Regions from separate parts of the Homo sapiens genome. Here region 1 is linked to region 2. Evidence: read pairs that join two places in POLR2A ChIA-PET (ENCODE). Cell type or tissue: MCF 10A. All regions are shown on one strand. Links, peaks and the distances in the headings refer to the core of each region. The heading gives the core; the rest is flanking DNA. Region 1 has its middle 24 kb from the start of IFIT1B. Region 2 holds the start of IFIT2 (interferon induced protein with tetratricopeptide repeats 2).

Region 1 (11,281 bases), core at 1,173-9,172, 50 kb after region 2:
TTCCATCCCAGTCCAAAAAATACACTGAAGTCCTTGCTTTCAGAGGAACTGCCTTCAAGCTATCAGTTCCAAACACAGGAGTGAGGAAGACATCTGAGGTTTTCTGGATGGAAAGTTCCAGAGTGGATCCCCACCTCCAACCCCAGTGCTGTCTGTTGTGCTCAGAGGCTCAGCAATCTGAATTCAAAGCATTAAGTAGGAGTTTGGAAAGACAGCGTGGGAAGATTTCCGTCAGACAGAAGGGAAATCTTCCAGGAACAGTTCTGAAAAACAAAAAGATTGTTAATGACTTCCTCTCCTTTATGCCTCCCTGGGGGCTGAGTTTCTATTTTTTTCCATTGCGACAAAGTCAGAGAGTCCTATTCAGCAATCATATATTTTTGTTCAGTTATATCCCATTCTCACGCAGATCTTTCAACTGGAAAAAGTGTATACAAAAAGGACAAAAGGACTTTCACCAAAAAAACATTTTCATGCAATTTAAGCATAAAGAGGTATCATGCTCACATTGTCTGCTACTGAACAAAACTGGGGTCCACTTGCCCAGCCCAGTAAAGCCAAACACCCACAGTGGGGTTTTGCAACAAGAGAAAGGAGGGCATTTGTTTGCGGGTTGCCATGCAAGGAGAATCCCGCAGCTCACGCTTAAGACCCTATTTTTGGTTTCTATAGAGAACCAAACATCACCTGACTCTAACTTCCTTGGCTGTTGTTGTAAGCTATTATTACCTTCTTGCTTATCAGCTTGCAAACTTACTTCTCAGGGCCCGGTAGTGCCTGGAATTTCCCTTGAAGGAACTTGAGATTTTCCTTTATTTCCATGCCTGCGTGGGGGTCCTGGCAGGCCACTAAGAAGGAGTCCCTGCTCCATCTTATGTCCAGAATGAAATCCTGAATTTTCAAAAACTTTCAAAATTGGCTAACATAAACTCCCACCTCTTTCATCCAAATTATACACTGAGCCTAGAAATTAGTAATCCTTTTCTGGGGTCAATTGCATTTAATAATCAAACTTCTAAGGTCAGGAAATGCCACTCCAAAATATATCACTTTGGACTTCAAAATGAAGGCACTTGAGAAATAGCAAATGCAAGACAGGATTTTCTCTGAGCTCCCTTTATCTGCATAAAGATAGACCCTCCAAAAGGAACTCAGATGTCATGAATCCCTTCCCAGGGAATCTTATCAACCAGGAAGATTAAACTTGGTTCACTGGAGAGAACACTGGAGGTTGACCCCGTGTCCAGACAGACTTCGTCACAGGCTGTCACATATTCTTCTGAGGGCCCATTCATTTTTCATCAAAACAATTTACTCCCCCTAAGTAAGTTGCCTACATCTCCCCTCCCCTCTCCTTTAAAAAGAGGGTATATAAGCTTCTTGATCTCACTGGGTTTGGGGCGTTAACTTTCCTTTCATATGATGCCCCATGCACGTAATAAGTTTGTATACCTTTTGTTCTGTTAATCTGCCAGTTTTCAGTTTATTTCATAGATTCAATTATCAAGCCCTCAAAAGATATAGGGAAAATGTGTCCTCCCCCTACCTTACTAAGGTGTGTGTGTGTGTTAGGACAAAAGTGAGGGATGTAGATTCAGGCTGTCAGATCATTTTCACAGATTGAAACTAATTGGGAAAGTTGAAAAGAGCAAGTCAACAGCAATGAGATAGTCTCAAGATGGGGAGAGTCCAGTCTGTCAGGAGTGGTTGGAGGGGTTACACTCCCTGTGATGTGTCCTCCTCCAACTTACAGCTTTCAACAGGGATTATAAATCAGTAATGCAATTAGCCTCTGTATCATGAAGGGGCTCAGACTATGCCACCCCAAAACATGCCATTTTGACATAAGAATTATTTTGAGTTAAAGGGAATTGAAAAAAAGCAGACGCAGGATGAGTTGTCTGCCCTACTTCTGTCTGCCTGAAAGCAGAATATAAACGTCTCTTGTGATGGTATCCCCAACCCCTACTTCCATTCAAGAAACGGGATAACAACCTTATCACTGGACAAAGTCTACACAAACAAATCTTAGTAACTAGCCCTCATCTACCATTAGTTTCCCCAAATATTTGTCTTTGCACAATTTGACACCCCTCAAAGTTCAAAGTTCCTTCTTTTTTGTCTGGCCACTTCTCTACAAATGTATTGTTATTTTGTTAAGATGCTCAATAAGTCTGAAGTTCTAGCCACTTCTTTCACTTGCTCATCACTGAGTTCTCTGGTGTGAAGAGACTGATGGGGTTCAGGAGGATATGATATTTATTAATTATTTAGGTGCACCGGCCCAGTCAGATTAACATCTAAAGGACTGAGCCCTGAACAAAGAGTGAAGTTACCTTTTTTTTTAAGACGGAGTCTTGCTCTGTGGCCAGGCTGGAGGGCAATGGCGCAATCTCGGCTCACTGCAAGCTCCGCCTCCCAGGTTCAAGCGATTCTCCTGCCTCAGCCTCCCGAGTAGCTGAGACTACAGGCGCATGCCACCAGGTCCAGCTCATTTTTTGTATTTTTAGTAGAGAAGGGGTTTCACCATGTTGCCCAGGATGGTCTCGAACTCCAGACCTCGTGATCCGCCCACCTCAGCCTCCCAAATTGCTGGGATTATAGGTGTGAGCCACCGTGCCTGGCCTGAAGTTACCTTTTAAGCATTTCTTGCAGGGGGTTGGGGGGAGATCTGTGCAGGGGGAAGGATACTACAGAAGAGAGAAACAAAGGCAGTTATTCAATTGAGACATGCATTACATCATTTCTTACTTTTTAAGGAAAAGCATGTTTTGCGACTTGAGTTTATCTGTCTAGTGAACTTGCAGTTGCATAGCTAGGGAAACAGAGTCTTCACAATGCCTGGGAAGGGAGGAGAGATAAGGCTTACTAGCCACAGAAAAACAGGCAGTTAATTTTTTAAAGGACTCCAGTTCTTTCTCTTTCTCAGGGGGAGTTGGGTTTTCTTACATACAACTGAGTTTTTGCTTACACACTCTTTCATTTCTTTTAATTTCTGTTTCAGTAGGGCCCCAGCCTATGAACCTAAGACGGGAAGAGGAAATAATGTTTGCTGAGCCAGGCGCAGTGGCTCACGCCTGTAATCCCAGAACTTTGGGAGGCTGAAGTGGGCGGATCACTTGAGCCCAGGAGTTTGAGATCAGCCTGGGCAGCATGACAAAACCATGTCTCTATAAAAAATACAAAAATTAGCGAGGTGTGGTGGCACATGCCTGTAGTCCCAGCTACTCAGGAGGCTGAGGTAGGAAGACGGCTTGAGCCCAGGAGGTTGAGGCTACAGTCAGCTGTAATCATGCCACTGCACTCCAGCCTGGGCAACAGAGCAGAAACCCTGTCTCAATAAAAATCTTTAATGCACAGAATGGTTTTTTTCCTCTCCTACAATCATAAATATGTAATCAGCAACTGGATTTCAGATGGCCTAATCAGAGAAAAATCCAAATAGTCCAGAAAAGCCCAAAAAGTATCCATGACGATTTTATAAATTAGGGCTCCACAGAGCAGTGATTTGCAAGGATCCCAGAATCTGAGTTCTGTCCACAGAGCCTATGTCTGCTTTCAGTTCAGCACAACACAAACTAAGGCTGAAACCACCTAACAACAGGCAGCCACAGGTTTCAGTTTAGAGTCAGAACAGGCAATTAGAATATGTGAATTCTGGATTTCAAAGGAGACAGCTTCTTTTCTTCCTGCAGCAACAAAACCAAGATACTTTAGAGTCAGAGAGCCATGGTCCAAGTCCAAGGGACAAGAAATGCTTTCCCAGGCCCTTTTTATTTTGTCAGGCTTAGAGTCTTAATTGACCCACTCAAAAAATACGCGCATCACCCTGGAACATCATCAGCCTTAAAGATTCAGACATCTGACATCACAAGGGCTCTCTAGCAACTAAAAATTGATTTTTCAAACTCAGTGTGTCTCCATCTGGAGACAACGTCTGAGAAATAAAAATAAAATCCTAAGCCCCACAAGCAACTGAACATAATATACCCCCTCTTGGCCACGGGGACCCCAGGGAAACCTTAAAAACTGAGTGCCCGGCCACGATGGAATGTAAAGTCAGACACACCCCTTCCTTATTAATCTTTAACCAGAATTCTTTCCTAAGGAGTAAGCAGAAACCAGCTCTGGAAAACAAGAAATAGAGGACACATTCCTTTATTGCCTTTAGCCAATCATCTGAAGCCACTGCTCGACTCCCCCTCCCTCTTTGCAGTTTCAATGTGACAGCTCGCCAGTTTCACAAGGCAACCCTTTCTAAAAATTGACCTCTATCTCCAGTCCAGTTTTGGCCCAATCACAGAGGAAGGGCAGTGCGGGTTTTCATGTCCTCTACCTCACCTTTTGACACAAGAAGGCCAAAAACTCCACCCATGGATCACGCTAACACCACCATTTTTTGTACATATGATTCATGGAAAGGCACGAGGCTCAATTGCACATGTGCATATTTTCCCTTTCATGAATATTCATGACTCCTCCTATAGCTTATCGAATATGTGTATTTGGACACCTCATTCAGCAACAATTTTTGTCTTAGTCTTCCCTCCCACAAAGTGCCTGTGGCTTCTGGTTGGAGGCTATGCTTTCCAGCCTGTCAGAATGGCTAGCTTTGTAACTGCCCAAGGGTTTTTTCCTGCCCACTGCACAAAGACCATGCCATTGTGGTACAGAAAATTTTAATAGACACATGGAAGGAAAATAAATCTTGGGACCCCCAAGTCACTAAGCCAAAGGGAAAAGTCAAGCTGGGAACTGCATCAGGCAAACCTGCTCCCATTTTATTCCTAAATGAGATAACTACAAAGATAAAAAAAAAAAAAAAAAAAAAGCTACATACTTCCTTCACAATTTGTCCATAAGGAAATTCCTTGTGGGCCTCAATATCTTTACCCTAAAAACAGTTCTGTTGAATTTTACCCTAGCAACATAAACTGATAGCTTGTCTTCACCAGTACAGGACAGAAAGTCATAACTCTACTCGCCTGAGACAAATGCCTATCTGGTTGCTTCCTCTGCCCTATCGTTCATGTAAAACTGCCGATTCACTGAGACAGACTAAGGCATAAATTGTTAGAGTAGGTAGTTAGACATGAACAGGGCAGGAGAGGGCCTCCTCTCCTACCAGGCAACCATCAGGTGATGGTCAGGCAGTTGTTAAACCGTCCCTAAAATGATAATTGGTTGAAGCCAATGCCAGGGAAGGGCCATCTCCCAATAGAAATACCTGAAATTGGTAATCAGCACCTTCCAAGTAAGATCTCAGGAGTTGGACAAGTGGGCTCAAGCATGTGCACTAAGAGGCAAAATGGCAGAGTTTAACTGGTATATGAACTTCTTCTAGAACACTTGACTGGTAGGGAAACAATGCCTCAAGTGAGCATGTGCACAATTTCAGTAAACACACTGAGCATGCAGCCCCAGCCCCTCCCAAGTGCTGGCAGATCCCTGCACATGTAGACAGCCCAACCCAAGGGAAGAAACAGGGGAGAAATAACGAAAGACCCCAGAAGCATGCCAACTTGCAAACCCCAAGTCAAAGGTTAAATGAAATAACAAAAGACCCCAGAATTTCCTTGTGGGCAAATTGTGAAGGAAGTAACGAAAGACCCCAGAAGCATGCCAACTTGCAAACCCCAAGTCAAAGGTTAAACCATGCACTTGAATCTCTTAAGTTACCCACTTGGCCCTCTTTCAAGGTCAAGAATATAAAGCACACTGGGAGGCCGAGCCTGGCAGATCACGAGGTCAGAAGATCGAGACCATCCTGGCTAACATGGTGAAAACCCGTCTCTACTAAAAATACAAAAAAATTAGCTGGGTGTGGCAGCGTGCACCTGTAGTCCCAGCTGCTGGGGAGGCTGAGGCAGGAGAATGTTGTGAACCAGGGAGGCAGAGCTTGCAGTGAGCCGAGATCACGCCACTGCACTCTAGCCTGGGTGACAGAATGAGACTCCGTCTCAAAAAAAAAAAAGAATATAAAGTGCATTCAAGTACTTCACTTCCCCTTATTCCTGCTCTAAAACTTTTTAATAAACTTTCTCTCCTGCTCTGAAACTTGCCTCAATCTCTCTCTTTGCCTTTTCCCCTCAGTCGATTTCTTTCTTCTAAGGAGGCAAGAATTAAGGTTGCTGCAGAACTGTATGGATTTGCTGCTGCTAACCAAATGACTATTCCTCTACCCCACCACCATATATAAATTGTGTATTCAGTGAAAGGCTGATCAAAGATCCAAAAGAATGCAACCTTTTGTCTCTTATCCGCCTATCACCTGGAAGCTCCCACTTTGAGTTGTGCCACCTTTCTGAACCAAATCAACGTACATCTTACATGTACTGATTGATGTCTCCTGTCTTCCTAAAATGTATAAAACCAAGCTGTGCCCTACCTTGGGCACATGTCCTCAGGATCTCCTAAGGGCAATGTCATGGGCCATTGGTCACTCATATTTGGCTCAGAATAAATCTCTTCAAATATTTTAGAGTTTGACTCTTTTCATTGACAGACACAAGACTAGTCATGCCATGTAGGAGATGGAGTTCGTATTCAAGTCGTTCTCCTTCAAAGCTCATAAGTTAGAAGTTTTGTTCTTGTTTTTGTTTTTTCTGAGACAGAGGCTGACTGTGTCGCCCAAGTTGGAGTGCAGTGGTGCAATCTCGGCTCAATGCAACCTCTGCCTCTCAGGTTCAAGCAATTCTACTGCTTCAGCCTCCCGAGTAGCTGGAATTACAGGCACCCACCACCACGCCCTGCTAATTTTTGTATTTTTAGTAGACATGGGGTTTCACCGTCTTGGCCAGGCTGGTCTTGAACTCCTGACCTTGTGATCCACCTGCCTCGGCCTCCCAAAGTGCTGGGATTACAGGTGTGCACCACCATGCCCGGTGTATGTTAGAAGGTTTTCAAAGTGTGGAGGTGGCTAGGCTTGCTGCTGACTGGTTGGGCAAAGACAAAATCATAGACAGTTGAAGCTGTCCTCCTGCATGCTGAATTGCTTCTGGATGGGGCCACAGGAGGAGGATTGGTGGATTCAGGTGGGTCCAGGTGGAGCCATGGGTATCAGACATGCAAAAAACCTGAAAAGATGTGTCAAAAGGCCAATTTTAGGGTCCTACAATAGTGTTGTTATTTGCAGGAGTAATTGGGGAAGTTGTGAATTGTTTAACCTCAGGAATAACGGCTATCAAACTTTTATGTCTGCCCCCTAGTAGGATTCAGTCTCCGCTCCTCCCCACAGCCTAAGGGACTCTCATTAGCTTTACAAAAGTGGTTGAGTTTGGGGGACAGCCTATTACCATTTAAACTATAATCTAATGTCTTCCAAAGTTAGCTCAACCCAATAGCCCAGAAATAATTATGGGAAAGGCAAGATGGGGGTTGGTGAGTTAGCTCAGATCTCATTCCCTGTCATAATTTTCTCACTGATACAATTTTTGCAAAGATGGTTTCAGCCTGAAGGCTGCAATCCCCTTATGAGAAATAAAGCTCTCCTTTCAAAATTTATGAAGTTTGTTATTCTTCAGTTGAAATTATAAAGGATACAACTATTAGAGACATTTGAACCAGAGAAACTCCATCTTGAATAGGGGCTGGGTGAAATAAGGCTGAGACCTACTGGGCTGCACTCCCAAGAGCTTAGGCATTCTTAGTCATAGGATGACATAGGAGGTCAGGACAAGATACAGGTCAAAAAGGCCCAGCTGATGAAACAGGATGCGGTAAAGAAGCCAGCCAAAACCAAGATGGTGATGAAAATGACCTCTGGTCATCCTCACTGCTCATTATATGCTAATTATAATGCTAAATTTAGCATTATAATTTAGCATTAGCATGCTAAAAGACACTCCCATCAGCGCCATGGCATTTTGCCATGGCAACATTCAGAAGTTAACCTATATGGTCTAAAAGTGGGAGGAATCCTCAATTCTGTGAATTGCTTGCCTTTTTCCCAGAATACTCATGAATAATCCATCCCCTGTGTAGCATATAATCAAGAAATAACTTTAAGTATACACAGTTGAAAAGCCCATGCTGCTGCTCTGCCTATGGAGTAGGCTTTCTTTTATTCCTTTACTTTCTTAATAAACTTGCTTTCACTTTACTCTGTGGACTTGCCCTGATTTCTTTCTTGTGTGAGCTCCAAGAACCCCCTTTTTGAGTCTGTATTGGGACCCCTTTCCTGTAACACAACTAAGGAACAACCAAATGGAAGAGTTGCATAGGGCAAGGTATGGGGTGAGTAGGGGGAGGAAGGGTGGGCATGGAGCTTCCATGTTTTTGCTTGGGATGCTACTCTTCCAGCACCTCAATGTGTTCACCAACTCAAAACCTCTCAGAACCCCATCCTTTAAAGCAGGTGTCCCCAATCCCTGGGCTACAGACTGGTAGTAGTCCGAGGCCTGTTAGGAACTGGGCTATACAGCAGGAGGTGAGCAGCAGGCGAGCAATCAAAGCTTCCTCTGTATTAACAGCCATTCCCCATCACTCACATTACTGTCTGAGTTCCGCCTCCTGTCAGATCAACAGAGGCATTAGATTCTCAAAAGAGCACGAACCCTATTGTGAACTCTGCATCCGATGAACCTAGGTTGCGCATTCCTTATGAGAATCTAATGCCTGCTGATCTGCCACTGTCTCCCATCACCCCCAGATGGGACCGTCTAGTTGCAGGAAAACAAGCTCAGGGCTCCCACTGATTCTACATTATAGTGAGTTGTATAATTATTTCGTTTATATTACAATGTAATAATAATAGAAATAAAGTGCACAATAAATGTAATGTGCTTGAATCATCCTGAAACCATCCCTGCCCAGTCTGTGGAAAAACTGACTTCCACAAAACCAGTCCCTGGTGCCAAAAAGGTTGGGGATTGCTGCTTGAGGGGTTTTTATGGAGGTTCACAATATATAGGTAAGATTTTGATGACTGATTGAATCATTGGCCACTGGTGACTGAACTCACTTTCTAGCTCTTCTTCCCTCCCCAGAGGTTGGGGGATGGGGCTGAAAGTTCCAACCCTCTAATCATGCCTTGGTCTTTTTGGCAACCAGCCCACATAATGAACTATCTAGGGGCCCCCAGTAGTGTGACTTCATTAACATAAACTCAGGCATGGTTGAAAGGGGTCTGTTATGAATAAGAAAACATGCTTCCTATCACTGTTGGAAATTCCAAGGAATTTAGAAGCTCTGTGACAGGAACCAGGGACAAAGGCTAAGGAGATATTTCGTATTATACCATAGCAGTGCTATTTACATGGGAAACAAGATCACCAGGAAATCCTCCCTGAATCTAAACCCCTCACTTGCCTAAGAAGCACCAAAGGACACAGGACAAACCTGAGGAGCCTCTCAGCTGGAACCAAGCACTATGTAGCAACTGTGTCTCTCAAGAAACTATGAGGTCAACCTCTTGGTGCTCCTGGACTTTTGTTTCTAGCATATTTTTAAATTCCTGTATTTTTCTAGAATGCAAATTTCCCTGCAGACTCCTCCTAAGAAAGGCAAACTTTCTAACTCTTCTATTATGCTTTCTTACTAAGTTAACAGACACAGACCCAGAAAGAAAATAAAGTTGTGTTAACAGTAAAAGTCATTGCATTTGTGTCATAATTCTAACCGAATGAAAACATCACAAGCGATGTTCATAGAATTGCAAACCAGACAAAACTGACCTGAGGTTTGAGAGGAGCTGAATGAGACAGGATGATGGGAGGAGTGAGTTTTAATCTATTCAGGCTAAGATGGATCACTCAAAGGTAGGTAGTAAAATAAAAGAATTTTAAAGGTAGCTATGTTCAATTTTTATTTGAAAGCATCAATGCTTGGGGTTTTGTTGTGATGATAACCATTAAAATAAGATTTATCTTTTCAACAGATGTTAGGAAATATAAAACCTAACCAAAATTAAGGTATATCTTATTCAAAAGGTACACATTCCTCTTTTCCTGTTTGGTTTTGTGCTGGTAAGTTGCAGAAAGTATTTTCTTCTCAACATTATACTGACTGACTTGCTAGAATCTTTTCATCTGATATAGTGTCAGGAGAAGGATAACTGAGAAAAAAAAAGAGGACCCTATTCTCAGATGCATCTTCCACCATTTAAATACCTGTAACTGCCTGCTGCGAAGAGGTCTGCAGGAAGGACAGAGACCACTTTCTATTAGTTCCTCCATGTGGTGAGAAGATAATCTGGCCGCCTGAGCCACAGTCCCAGGAAGGCCATTAAATGCCCTGCAGAATCAAAACCACAGTGAGATAGCATCTCATCCTGGTTAGAATGGCTACTATCAAAAAAACAAAAATAATGAATGCTGATGAGGATGCAGAGAATGGGGAACCTTATATACTGTTGGTGGGAATGTAAATTAGTACAGCCACTATGGAAAACAGTATGACGTTTCCCCCCAAAACTGAAAATGGATTTATTATGTGATCCACTGCTGGATATATATTTTTAAAAATTGACATCAAGTTATCAAAGCGATATCTGTATTCTCATGTTCATTGGAGCACCATTCACAATAGCCAAGATATAAAAACAAACTAAGTGTCCATCAGTGGATGAATAAAGAAAATGTAGCTTATAGACACAGTGGAATATTATTCAACTATAAAAAAGAATGAAATCCTGTCATTTGCAACAACATGGATAGAACTGGAGGTCATTATGTTAAGTGAAATAAGCTAGGCACAGAAAGACAAATATTGCACATTCTCAATCATATGCGGGAACTAAGAACAAAGTGGATCTCATGGACATAGAGAGTGGAATGTTGGTTACCAAAGGCTGGGAAGGGTAGAGGGGAGGGAAGATAAAGAGGGGTTTGTTAATGGGCACAAAAATGTCATTAAATAGAAGGAATAATTTCTAGTGTTCGATAGTACAGTAGGGTGGCTATAAGTTATTGCATATTTCAAAATAGCTAGAAGAATTGGAATGCTCTCAACACAAAGAAAAAATAAATTATTGAGATGATGGACATCCCAATTACCCTGATTTGATGATTACACACTGTATAAATGTATCAAAATATCAGTTCTTTCAGTGAATGGAGCAAAGGAGGATGCCCATCAGCCAGCAGGTGTCAGGGGTTTTCTCAGGTGAGCTGCCCTTTTGTCCATTTTTGGCACTGCTGGAGAGGAGCAGCCCAACCCGTCCGTGATCTTGGGCCTCTGAGAATAGAGGAAGCTTGATGTGGGCCTCAGTCCAACTTAATCTGGAAAGTCTGCCTAAGGCATATTTTAGAGAGGGAGGACACATTTTGGGGCACATATGTTT
Region 2 (10,967 bases), core at 2,968-10,967:
TAGCAACGAGGTTAGGCAGAACTCTTTCTAATAAGTTTCATTTTCTCAAAATAGAAATAACACCAGGAGAAAGTTGGTTTTCCTTTTCAGTTGCTATTTTGCAATCACATTGCATGCATAGTCTCACACTAACCCAGCTACTAAATCAGCTGATGCATACCTGCTGTGGTAACATTATATACAGGCACTAGCCATACAAATTTCTGAAGTGTAAATCAGTATCTCAACCATTTCAAAGCACAGTGACCATGGCAAAACCTTTCTCTATGCTTCTCCCCAACCAGTACCTTTATTCACAAGATTTTAAAATTCCTATCCAATAGTTTTCTTGAATACTGAGTTCAAAAAATAAATCAAACCAAACCCACAGCATTTCCACTTTCCTATTTCAGCATTTCTTAAAAACCTAACATACATTTCTGTAAGTACCTAATAGAACTTGTAAATAGAAGCCAGGCACTGTGGCTCATGCCTGTAATCCTAGCACTTTGGGAGTGCTTCCCAAGGCGGGCAGATCCCTTAAGGCCAGAAGTTCATGACCAGACTGGCCAACATGGCAATACCCCATCTCTACTAAAAATACAAAAATCAGCTGGGCCTGGTAGCTGGGCCAAGTAGCCAGCTACTTGGGAGGGTGAGGCACGAGAACTGCTTGAACCCGGTAGGCAGAGGTTGCAGAGAGCCAAGATCTCACCACTGTAGTCTAGCTTTGGCAACAGAGCGAGACTGTCTCAAAAAAAAAAAAAAAAAGAAGAAGAAGAAGAACTTGTAAACAGAAAAGGAACTTGAAACTCTTGCGTAAGACACAAAAGTAAGGGTTTCCAACTGGGACAGGCTTAGCTGTGCATCCTAATCAAAGGGTGGAGACTTTTTAGGAAGGATAGTTTCTTTTTCCTCCCTGCCCTAGGCAGAAAAAAAATTATGGTAAATAACTTTTCCCAAGACTGAATAACCTACCTTAACAACCTCAGTTTTGCTGGAGAATGTGTTCTATCTGTGCTTTGTGTAATTTTCTGACCTCAATCTTTGAGGTACTATTATTTTCTTTTGGGCCTATATACATGATTACCCCCTTTGTGACTAAGGGTATGAATAAGGAAAATACATTTCTTCTATCATTACAAAACACTATGGCTGTACATTGTGATTTGGGGATGTCAAATACCAGGGCAACAAGCAGGGATTTAAAATATGGTGGGGATTCTGGTTCAGGATGGCTGACTAGAGACATCAGACACCCACCCTCTCTAGAAAGAAGAACCAAAATTATGAATAGATAATTATACCTCGAATAGAACATCTAGGAGACAACACTAGAATTCAACAGAGAAGTCATGGGAAACACCCAAGGCGCAGAAGAAGAAGGTATCAAGTGGCCAGCTTGGCTGAGATTGGCCAGGATAACAGAGGGCCTTGGCATTTCAGGGAAAGGTCAAATGAGAGAACTTCAGCAGTCCACATCCCTCCTGCAAACTGCTGCAATCTGAAACATGAGAGAGTTTCTCTACCCATACAAACTCTGACACCAGTATGGGTGGTGATTTGGAGACCCCACAAGGGTATTTCATGAGACAGGGAACTCACGCTGGGTCTCTCAGCTCCCCCAAGACCTAAGCGGCACCATTGTGAGACTATAGTCATGGAATTACATCCTATCCTGGGAACCGCAGCTCCCATATCTCCATATCCCAGGAGCCCCCAGTGATATTTCCCAGTATCCACCCAGTGGGCTACAGTGACACAGCACTGGCTAGACCCAAAGGTAATACAGTGTCCGCAGCACCCCAGCCCACAGGGAGTACTACTCCCCAGGGAAAGAATGGTGCAATGTGCCAAAAAGACAGCCCCTGATACAAAGGAAACTAAAACATGTCCTTTCCAGAGCCTCCTGTTTGGGGCTGTGAGAAGTGACCCTACCCTTAGCAGCACCACAAACTCTGTACTCGGCCTCACAAGTGGATAGTGAGATACTCTCCCACTAGTGAAGCAGGCTGTGTGCTTGGGCTTACATGTAGAGAGCAGAGCCCCTTCTTGTCCTCTACACACTGCTGCAGGCACAGCCACTGATGCTACTACCAGAGGCTGGGGCAGGGAAGCCAGATGGCCGCCTGTCTGGTGCTGTGAGTGGTGACTGCACCCCCACTGGACGCATGGCCTCTGTGCCTAGGCTCACACCTAAAGAACAGCGTCTCTCCTCTCTCTGCACAGTGCTGCGGGGTTGCTATTACAGAGAATGAAAGAGCCTGAGAGCTGTGTGTCTGTGGTATAGGTGGCAACCCTGCACCACAGCCACTGCCAACATCAGTGTACACTTATCAGAACCCAAGGGTTTGTCCCACCGTTGGCTACTGCCATTGCCCAGATCACATCAGCTGCCCAGGGACTTGAGAACCCACTCACCCACCTGGCCCACTGCTGCCACTATCAGCATCTGAGCAAGCTATCTGGGGGCCCAGGAATTAGCCTACCTGGTCCCACTAACACCAGTGCCAGTGTATGTTGTTCTGGGGCCGAAGATCAGACATCCTCAACCCACTGCTGCCACCACTGGGGCCTGAAGACTGGCCCACATGGCAACCCTGTTCCCAGTAAAATGTCACGATAGCCTCCAAGAATAAACCCCACCCTAAACCATCAAGGAAATCATATATATCACTGATCACAGCCAAATAAATTGTACAGAGGCTACACTACCATGCACACTCAGAATCAAAGTTGAAGTGCCTTACTCAACCAATATTGTTGATATATCTTCAGGAAAAAGTCCTCCCCTACAAAAGCAAATTCAAAAATTGAAAGAAGTGACTATTATATTAGATGCTCAGATATCAGTGAAAGGACACAGGAAGCATGTAAAAGCAAGGAAATATGATACCTTCAAAGGAATACAATTCCCCAGCAACAGATCCCAATCAAAAAGAAATCCAGGAAAAACTATTCAAAATTATACTAAGCACAGTGCCTCACACCTGTAATCCCAGCACTTAGGGAGGACAAGGAGGGTGGATCACCTGAGGTCAGGAGTTCCAGACCAGCCTGGCCAACATAGTGAAAACCCATCTCTACTAAAAATACAAAAATTAGCCAGGCACGGTGGTACATGCCTGTAATCCCAGCTCGAGAGGCTGAGGAAGGAGAATCACTTGAACCAGGGAGGCAGAGGTTGCAGTGAGCAGAGATCGCACCACTGCACTCCAGCCTAGGCAACAGAGTGAGACTCCATCTCAAAAAAATAAAAAATAAAAAAATAATATATATGTATATATAAAAAATACTAAAGAAGCTCAGCAAGATACAAGAGATTTCCAAATCCAATACAATTCAAACAATACACAGAAATCGGAGAAACAATTCAGGATATGAATGAGAAATTTGCCAAAGAAATAGGTATCATAAAAATAACCAAACTGAAATTCTGGAACTGAAGAATTCCTTGAATGAAATACAAAATATACAAGAAGCTTCAACAGTAGACTAGACCAAGCAGAAGAGAAAACATCAGAACTTGAAGACAGGTCTTTTGAAATAATCCAATAAGACGAAAATAAAGAAAAAAAAAGAATTAAAAAGTATGAACAAAGTCTTCACGATCTATGGGACACCATAAGGTGACCAAATATATGAATTATCAGTATCTCCAAAGGCGAAGGGAAACTGAAAGGGTTTGAAAACCTATGTAATGAAATAATAGATGAGAACTTCCCAAGTCTAGTAAGAGATTTAGACATCCAGATACAGGAGGCCCAGCAATCCCCAATCAGATACAGTGAAAAACGTTCTTCTCCATGGCGCATTATAGTCAAACTATCTAAAGTCAGTGACAAAAAGAAAATTTTAAAGACAGCAAAGGAAAAGCATCTCATCACCTATAAAGGAGCTCTGGTATATGTGACCAACAGGCATATGAAAAAATACTCAACATCACTCAACCCCAAGGAAATGCAAATAAAAATCACAATGAGATATCATCTCACCCCAGTTAGTATGGCTATTATTAAAAAAAAAAATAACAAATGCTGGCAAGGATGCAGGGGAAAGGGAACTCTTATACACTGTTGGTAGGAATGTAAATTAGTACAGTCATTATGGAAAACAGTATGGAAAGCTCTCAAAAAACTAAAAATAGAATTTTCATAAGACCCAGCAATCACACTACTGGATGTCTATCCAAAGGAAAATAAATCAGTAAATCAAAAGGATACCTGCACTCACATGTTCATCACACCACTATTCATAATAGCAAAGATATGAAATCAACATAGGTGCTCATCAGTGAACAAATGGATAAAGAAAATATTGTATATATACACAATGGGATATTATTCAGCCATTAAAGAGGAATGAAATCATGTAATTTGCAGCAATGTAGTTGGAACTGGAGACCATTATGTTAAATGCAATAAGCCAGGCACAGAATGACAAATACTGCATGTTCTTACTGAAATGTGGGAGCTAAAAAACTTTATCTCATGGACATTGAGAATAGAATAATAGATACCAGAGACTGGGAAGGGGGGTGGTGGGAAGATGAGAGTTAGGTTATGGGTACAAACATGCCGTTAAATAAAAAAAATAAGTTCTAATGTTTGATAGCCGACTAGGGTGACTATACTTAGCAACAATATTATGTATATTTTAAAGTAACTAGAAGAGAGGACTTTAAATGATACCAACACATAAAAATGATAAACACTGAAGGTGATACATACCCCAATTACCCTGACTTGATCATTAAACATTCTTTGCACGTAACAAACACTCACATGCAACTCATAAATATGTAAATTATTATACATCAATAAAAAGGGGGAAAATATTGTGGGGCTTGGGGAAGCCAAGAACATAAGGAGATGTTAGGAATTGTTTGGCTTAGGTCAGTAATTGTGATGGATTGTTGAATGTCAGAGGAGATAAAGTTCTGGAAAAAGCCAACATTGAAATTTCCCCTGGCCGGGCGTGGTGGCTCACGCCTGTAATCCCAGAACTTTGGCAGGCCAAGGCGGGCAGATCACCTGAGATCAGGAGTTCGAGACCAGCCTGGCCAACATGGTGGAACCCCATCTCTACTAAAAATACAAAAATTAGCCGGGCGTGGTGGTGCGTGCCTGTAATCCCAGCTACTCGAGAGGCTGAGGCGAATCACTTGAACCAGGGAGGTGGAGGTTGCAGTAAGCCAGGATCTTTCCACTGCACTCCAGCCTGAAAAAAAGAGTTTCCCCTCTGATCACTTTGGTTAACGATTTTAGTTAATAATTATAATAGAAACTAGCATTTACTTATTACTGCCAGGCATTATTCTAAGGACATTTCACGTATTCTCTCATTTCATCCTCCCAACACCACAATAAACCAGTAGTTGTATTATTCCCAATTTACAAAACCGAAGCAGAGACATTCAATAATTTTCCCCAGAGTTTCATAGCATAAAGGTGGAAGCTGATTTCAAATCCAGATAGACAGACATCACTGCCCATGCTTCTAATCATGTATTCATTTAGTCAACAACTACTTTTGGAATGCTTGCCATACCATGCAATGTGCAGGTTGTTTTGCAGGGACTGGAGATTCAGCAATGATTCAGACTAAAATCCCCTGCCCTGTCGAGGCTAAATAACTGCTCCTTACAGTGGCCTGTGGATCATATTGGTATAAGGCAGAGCAAAGATGGGTTAATATGGTAATCACAAGGCAGGGAGCTTTGTAAATGTGTCCTCCTAGGAGTTGTGCTCCCTTGATGCCATCAGTACATTCCACAAAGAGGAAGTTCTTCTAACTCACTACGCAGCTGGGCTTGGCTCTTACTCAAGAGCATTTTGGGGTGAAAATATCTAAGTTTACCAGCCCTTGTGCAAATCTGAGATGAAGGACTACATTAAAAGTAAAATTCACCTTAGCAGGAAGTGGGGTTTGCTATTCTGTGTATATCTTTAACAGTATCTGCTGAAAAGAACCCTTTTGTTAAATAATTGTATTACAAGTCCCCAACTTAATCTTTTCGAATATGAAATAAGAGAGGGACAGTGCACAAGAGCAATGTCCCCAGACCCATCTTTAAGTGAAGCACCAGGCCGATGAAACATCCCTCTCTGCTGCCTTCTTTCTCTGATCACAACTCAGCTCCGGAGGAAAAAGAGTCCTCTAAAGTATAATAAAAAGAAAAAAAGAAAAAGAGTCCTGCCAATTTCACTTTCTAGTTTCACTTTCCCTTTTGTAACGTCAGCTGAAGGGAAACAAACAAAAAGGAACCAGAGGCCACTTGTATATATAGGTCTCTTCAGCATTTATTGGTGGCAGAAGAGGAAGATTTCTGAAGAGTGCAGCTGCCTGAACCGAGCCCTGCCGAACAGCTGAGAATTGCACTGCAACCATGAGGTAAATATTTTCCCTTCGTATTCGGTAGTGCTGTTGAGTCATCTTGTCCAATGCAAATCCTGAGAAGCTATGTTCCCAAAGAGGGCCAGCTCCATTTTAGTGTTTGTTTATAGCCTTACTATGCCTCTACCTCTGTTGGTTGTAAATCTGTCTTACCAATGGTGGTTTGTTCCCTCCTGAACAATTTTCTGCTTCACACTGGCAAGCTTCCTAAATTCATCTCCAGAACTGCACGCCTGGGGAGTTGAGTTGCAATCAGAGAAAGAAGGCAGCAGAGAGGGATGATGTTTCATCGGCCTGGTGCTTCACTTAAAGATGGGTCTGGGGGCATTGCTCTTGTGCACTGACCCTGTCTTATTTCATATTTGAAAGGATTAAGTTGGGGACTTGTAATACAATTATTTAACAAAAGGGTTCTTTTCAGCAGATACTGTTAAAGATATACACAGAATAGCAAACCCCACTTCCTGCAAAGGTGAATTTTACTTTTAATGTAGTTCTTCATCTCAGATTTGCACAAGGGCTGGTAAACTTAAATATTTTCACCCCAAAATGCCTCCTGAGTATGAATTAGAGATGGAGTGCTTGGAGAAAATAGTTCTGTTCTCACCTCTAACATTCCCTTCTATCCCCAAAACATGAGACTGCCCTGGAGAGGAAGTGTTAGCTCATTGAATAGGAAGGGAAATATTTTCTCCAGTTTGAAGGTGGGGTGGCCGGACCTGGTTGCCTAACCCTCATCCTGGGAGCTCTGGAATCCCGTGTTACCAACCCCTGTGCTTACTTCCTATGAGACACCTTGCCCTCTGTCTGTGAGGTTCCTGATTTCTCTTCTTGAAACGATATTATTTCCTGCTAGTCTAAATGTTCTGCCTGATTTCAAAAAAAAAAAAAAAGATTTGAGATATTTACAGATTTCTTTTTTTTGTAGTCACCCAGAATCTATAGAACCCTTTTCTTATTTCTTAGAATTTTAGCATGGTCTTATCTTAGAATTTTTCCCATTACAATACAGACCCATCTGTCCTTTCTTTCCTTAATTCTTTATCTATTGTGACTTTCACTGGGCATTGCCCTTGTGCCCTAAGACAGTGGTTCTCAAAATTGAGCATGCATAAAAATTGCCTGGACAGCTTATTAAGGACAGAGTCCTAGGGTTGACTCCCCAGAGATTCTCATTAAGTGGGTCTGGGTTAGAGTCTGAGGATGTGTGTTTCTAAAAGGCTCCTCAGTGATTCTGAGACTGCGGTGGTAGCATTAGTTCTGAGCCTGGTTGATAATGTCACTGTGGCTTTCATCCAGATAAGAGGCAAAGGAAGAAATTGTTGTTGTTGTGTATACAACTGGAACTTCTATAGGAATCGGGAGAATAGGTCCTCACAAGCCAGAGCCCAGGAAGCAAGTGTCTGGCATCAGCTTCTCTAACTTACCAGTGGAAATAAAAACCCAAAATCAAGCAGTGAAGTTGGATGCCTTTTAAATGGCTGCTCAAAGGGCTTTTACCTAAGTGTGTATATTAAATATCTCTATCCTGCAAATGCACAATAGACTTTATGTTTTATATGGTGGAGATAACCTCAATTCTATTTACTCTCTCTGTTTCTTTTGTAAAATGAGAAAGGAGCTAAGGAGTTTATGTGTTAAGGGAATGAGCTCCCAAACTCAACTGGAAGTTGGAAATAGAATTGAGAGGGAGCAAGGAAGCTATAGTGAGTCTTCAGGTGTTAGGATGCGTGCTGCACATGCTTGGGGTCTGAGAGTGGTCATATTCTGTAGGACTCACCATATTCTGTAATGAATGCAGTAGAGAGTGTGACTGAGATGCACATGGAGAAAACACAGGGTCTGAGCCCTCCAAGCTCCCCAGTGTCCTGTTCTGATCCTCCTGGGGTCACTACAGTCCTACCCATGGTCCTGTGAAGCACTCTAGTAACTTTAAATCAGTTCCTGCTCACCTCTGTTTCTTGGAACAAATGGAGACTTAACTATCCCAGGCAGAATAAACAAACAAACAAACAAAAATAGGATGGAAAATAGGCAGGAGTTTATAGGAAGGACCCGCCTTCCATTCAAAGCTCCAAATAGGTCTTAGCAAAGAGCCAGGTTGTCTAAGTCCCTTGATGTAACTAACCCCAGGTGCGGGAGCCCCGGAGAGTGCTTGGCTTGGTTATCAGGCATCCTAATGGCAGATGCATTCCCGTTGAAAAGCTCATGTCCAAACAGATCTGTTTTTATTCTTAGTGAGGTTACAGGAAGATTCCCAATCAAAATGGGAGTGGGAAGCAGTGGTATAAAAAGTGGGAGAGAGAGGGGCAGTTAGAAAGAGGGGTCACATAATCTTCTATCTAGACATATGTTTCATAAGTGATCCTGCCACATTGCATGACATTCCAGATATCTATTGGTTGTATAAGAAGCCATACTATTTAGAAATACAGCTCCTGATACAAGGGTTGCTGTATAGATACCACGAAAAAAAAATTTAAATAAGAAAAGGCAACATTACAGAGACTCCAATACACAGACAGTGTTGAGAAATAATTTGGGGCATAGAATACTATTTATCTCCAAAGTAATTCGAAATACAGGCTTTTGCTCATTTGTCTGTTCTCTGGGTTTTTTAGGGGTTTTTTTGTTGTTGTTTTGTTTTGTTTTTTGGTTTGGTTGATTTTGGTTTATTTATTTATTTTGAGGACCAACACTAAAGGGAATGGAAAATCTTTCCAGGAGAGTCATAAGGGTACCCTAAAGAAAAAAGAGCTCTTTCTATAAGAAAAGGAGCTAGTGGCCTTGTGAGCCTTCCCTGTAGCTGCACTTCTTGCCCCTTATTATAAAAGCAAAACCCAGAAGAGAAAAATAAAATTTCAAAAAAAAAATTAAAACAATAAAGTACAAAATTATTAATAGAGCAACTCAATGAGATGTGTTAAGAACAGAAATCACCAGTTTAAGAAATAGAGGTATGGGGGGGAGGGGAGGAAAAAAAATTACATTTTATTCCAAAATAAATGTTTAAGACATTGCTAACATAAATAATACTTGAAATTAAATGAGAGAATAATACAAAAGCAGATAAAATGAGTAAAAATTAAGAATGGTTGAAAATAAGATTCAAATGGTTAAAATGGAAAAATTCACAGAAAAAAATGAGAATGTAGCATGTTAAAGTAATAAACCAATACAAAATAAAACCAATCTGATAAAAGCTCAGAAAGTTTGAATAGACAAAATAAATGAAGGATATATTAAAAGCTGAAATAGACAGAAAATCGAAAGTGATAAAGATTTCTTTAAAGGCAAATGAAGGAGAACTAAGGAATTAAGAATATCAAAGATAAAATGAAGCTGCATTTCGGAGGGATGAGAAATTAAAATCACCATGGCAAAACATTAAAAGAATAAAAAATTATAAAGCTGAAATTTTCAAAGTACAAAAGTAAAGCTAGGGAAGAATGAAGAACAGAAACAGCAATGAAAAAGACTTACTTCTTTAAAACTACATAAATAAAACCAAGCCTCCACAGAGACCCTCGAAAGCAGAGAGGGCAGAGCTGTTTAACAAAAACTGTCTTATTCATGAAAACCTAGCCACAGACTCAGAGAACAACCCACTGCCCTCGCCCTAATTCTTCTGCTGCCCACAGTCCCTAAACTCCTGCTACCACATGCAGGAATTAACAATAAGGAAAAACATATTATAGAAAGAAAAGAAGGGGAGTTTCTTTGATTTGTGTTAACAGCCTTTAGGAGGAGGAGCATTTTATTTGCCATGCTCCCATTTCTTGACATATAAATCTGTGTCTCAAAGTCCATCTTTGTGTTTTTCCCTACAGTGAGAACAATAAGAATTCCTTGGAGAGCAGCCTACGGCAACTAAAATGCCATTTCACCTGGAACTTGATGGAGGGAGAAAACTCCTTGGATGATTTTGAAGACAAAGTATTTTACCGGACTGAGTTTCAGAATCGTGAATTCAAAGCCACAATGTGCAACCTACTGGCCTATCTAAAGCACCTCAAAGGGCAAAACGAGGCAGCCCTGGAATGCTTACGTAAAGCTGAAGAGTTAATCCAGCAAGAGCATGCTGACCAGGCAGAAATCAGAAGTCTGGTCACCTGGGGAAACTATGCCTGGGTCTACTATCACATGGGCCGACTCTCAGACGTTCAGATTTATGTAGACAAGGTGAAACATGTCTGTGAGAAGTTTTCCAGTCCCTATAGAATTGAGAGTCCAGAGCTTGACTGTGAGGAAGGGTGGACACGGTTAAAGTGTGGAGGAAACCAAAATGAAAGAGCGAAGGTGTGCTTTGAGAAGGCTCTGGAAAAGAAGCCAAAGAACCCAGAATTCACCTCTGGACTGGCAATAGCAAGCTACCGTCTGGACAACTGGCCACCATCTCAGAACGCCATTGACCCTCTGAGGCAAGCCATTCGGCTGAATCCTGACAACCAGTACCTTAAAGTCCTCCTGGCTCTGAAGCTTCATAAGATGCGTGAAGAAGGTGAAGAGGAAGGTGAAGGAGAGAAGTTAGTTGAAGAAGCCTTGGAGAAAGCCCCAGGTGTAACAGATGTTCTTCGCAGTGCAGCCAAGTT

Evidence for each region. Peaks named below come from ENCODE experiments on the same cell type or tissue, not always from the same donor. Only the 100,000 strongest peaks of a DNase experiment are listed, where the experiment ranks them.
Region 1: POLR2A ChIA-PET joins it to region 2 with 17 read pairs; 17 of 35 experiments call an interaction of 5 or more read pairs at or near these places.

Annotation. Positions count from the first base shown.
Region 1 is chr10:89,347,979-89,359,259 of GRCh38, forward strand. It overlaps a transcript of LIPA not described here. Among named protein-coding and RNA genes, the nearest start is that of IFIT1B, 24 kb to the right of the region's middle. RefSeq lists an enhancer at 3,655-3,754. In MCF 10A, for the core only: no CTCF peak of the experiment used is centred there; DNase peaks (open chromatin) are centred at 4,363 and 7,683.
Region 2 is chr10:89,295,757-89,306,723 of GRCh38, forward strand. It overlaps IFIT2 (interferon induced protein with tetratricopeptide repeats 2), which reads left to right and starts at 6,290. Exons shown (of 2, transcript NM_001547.5): 1 at 6,290-6,372; 2 at 10,206-10,967. The coding sequence starts at 6,368. LOC105378419 (a long non-coding RNA gene) reads right to left here and starts at 6,147. Exons shown (of 3, transcript NR_188200.1): 1 at 5,530-6,147. It also overlaps a transcript of LIPA not described here. RefSeq lists an enhancer at 5,998-6,317. In MCF 10A, for the core only: no CTCF peak of the experiment used is centred there; a DNase peak (open chromatin) is centred at 6,365.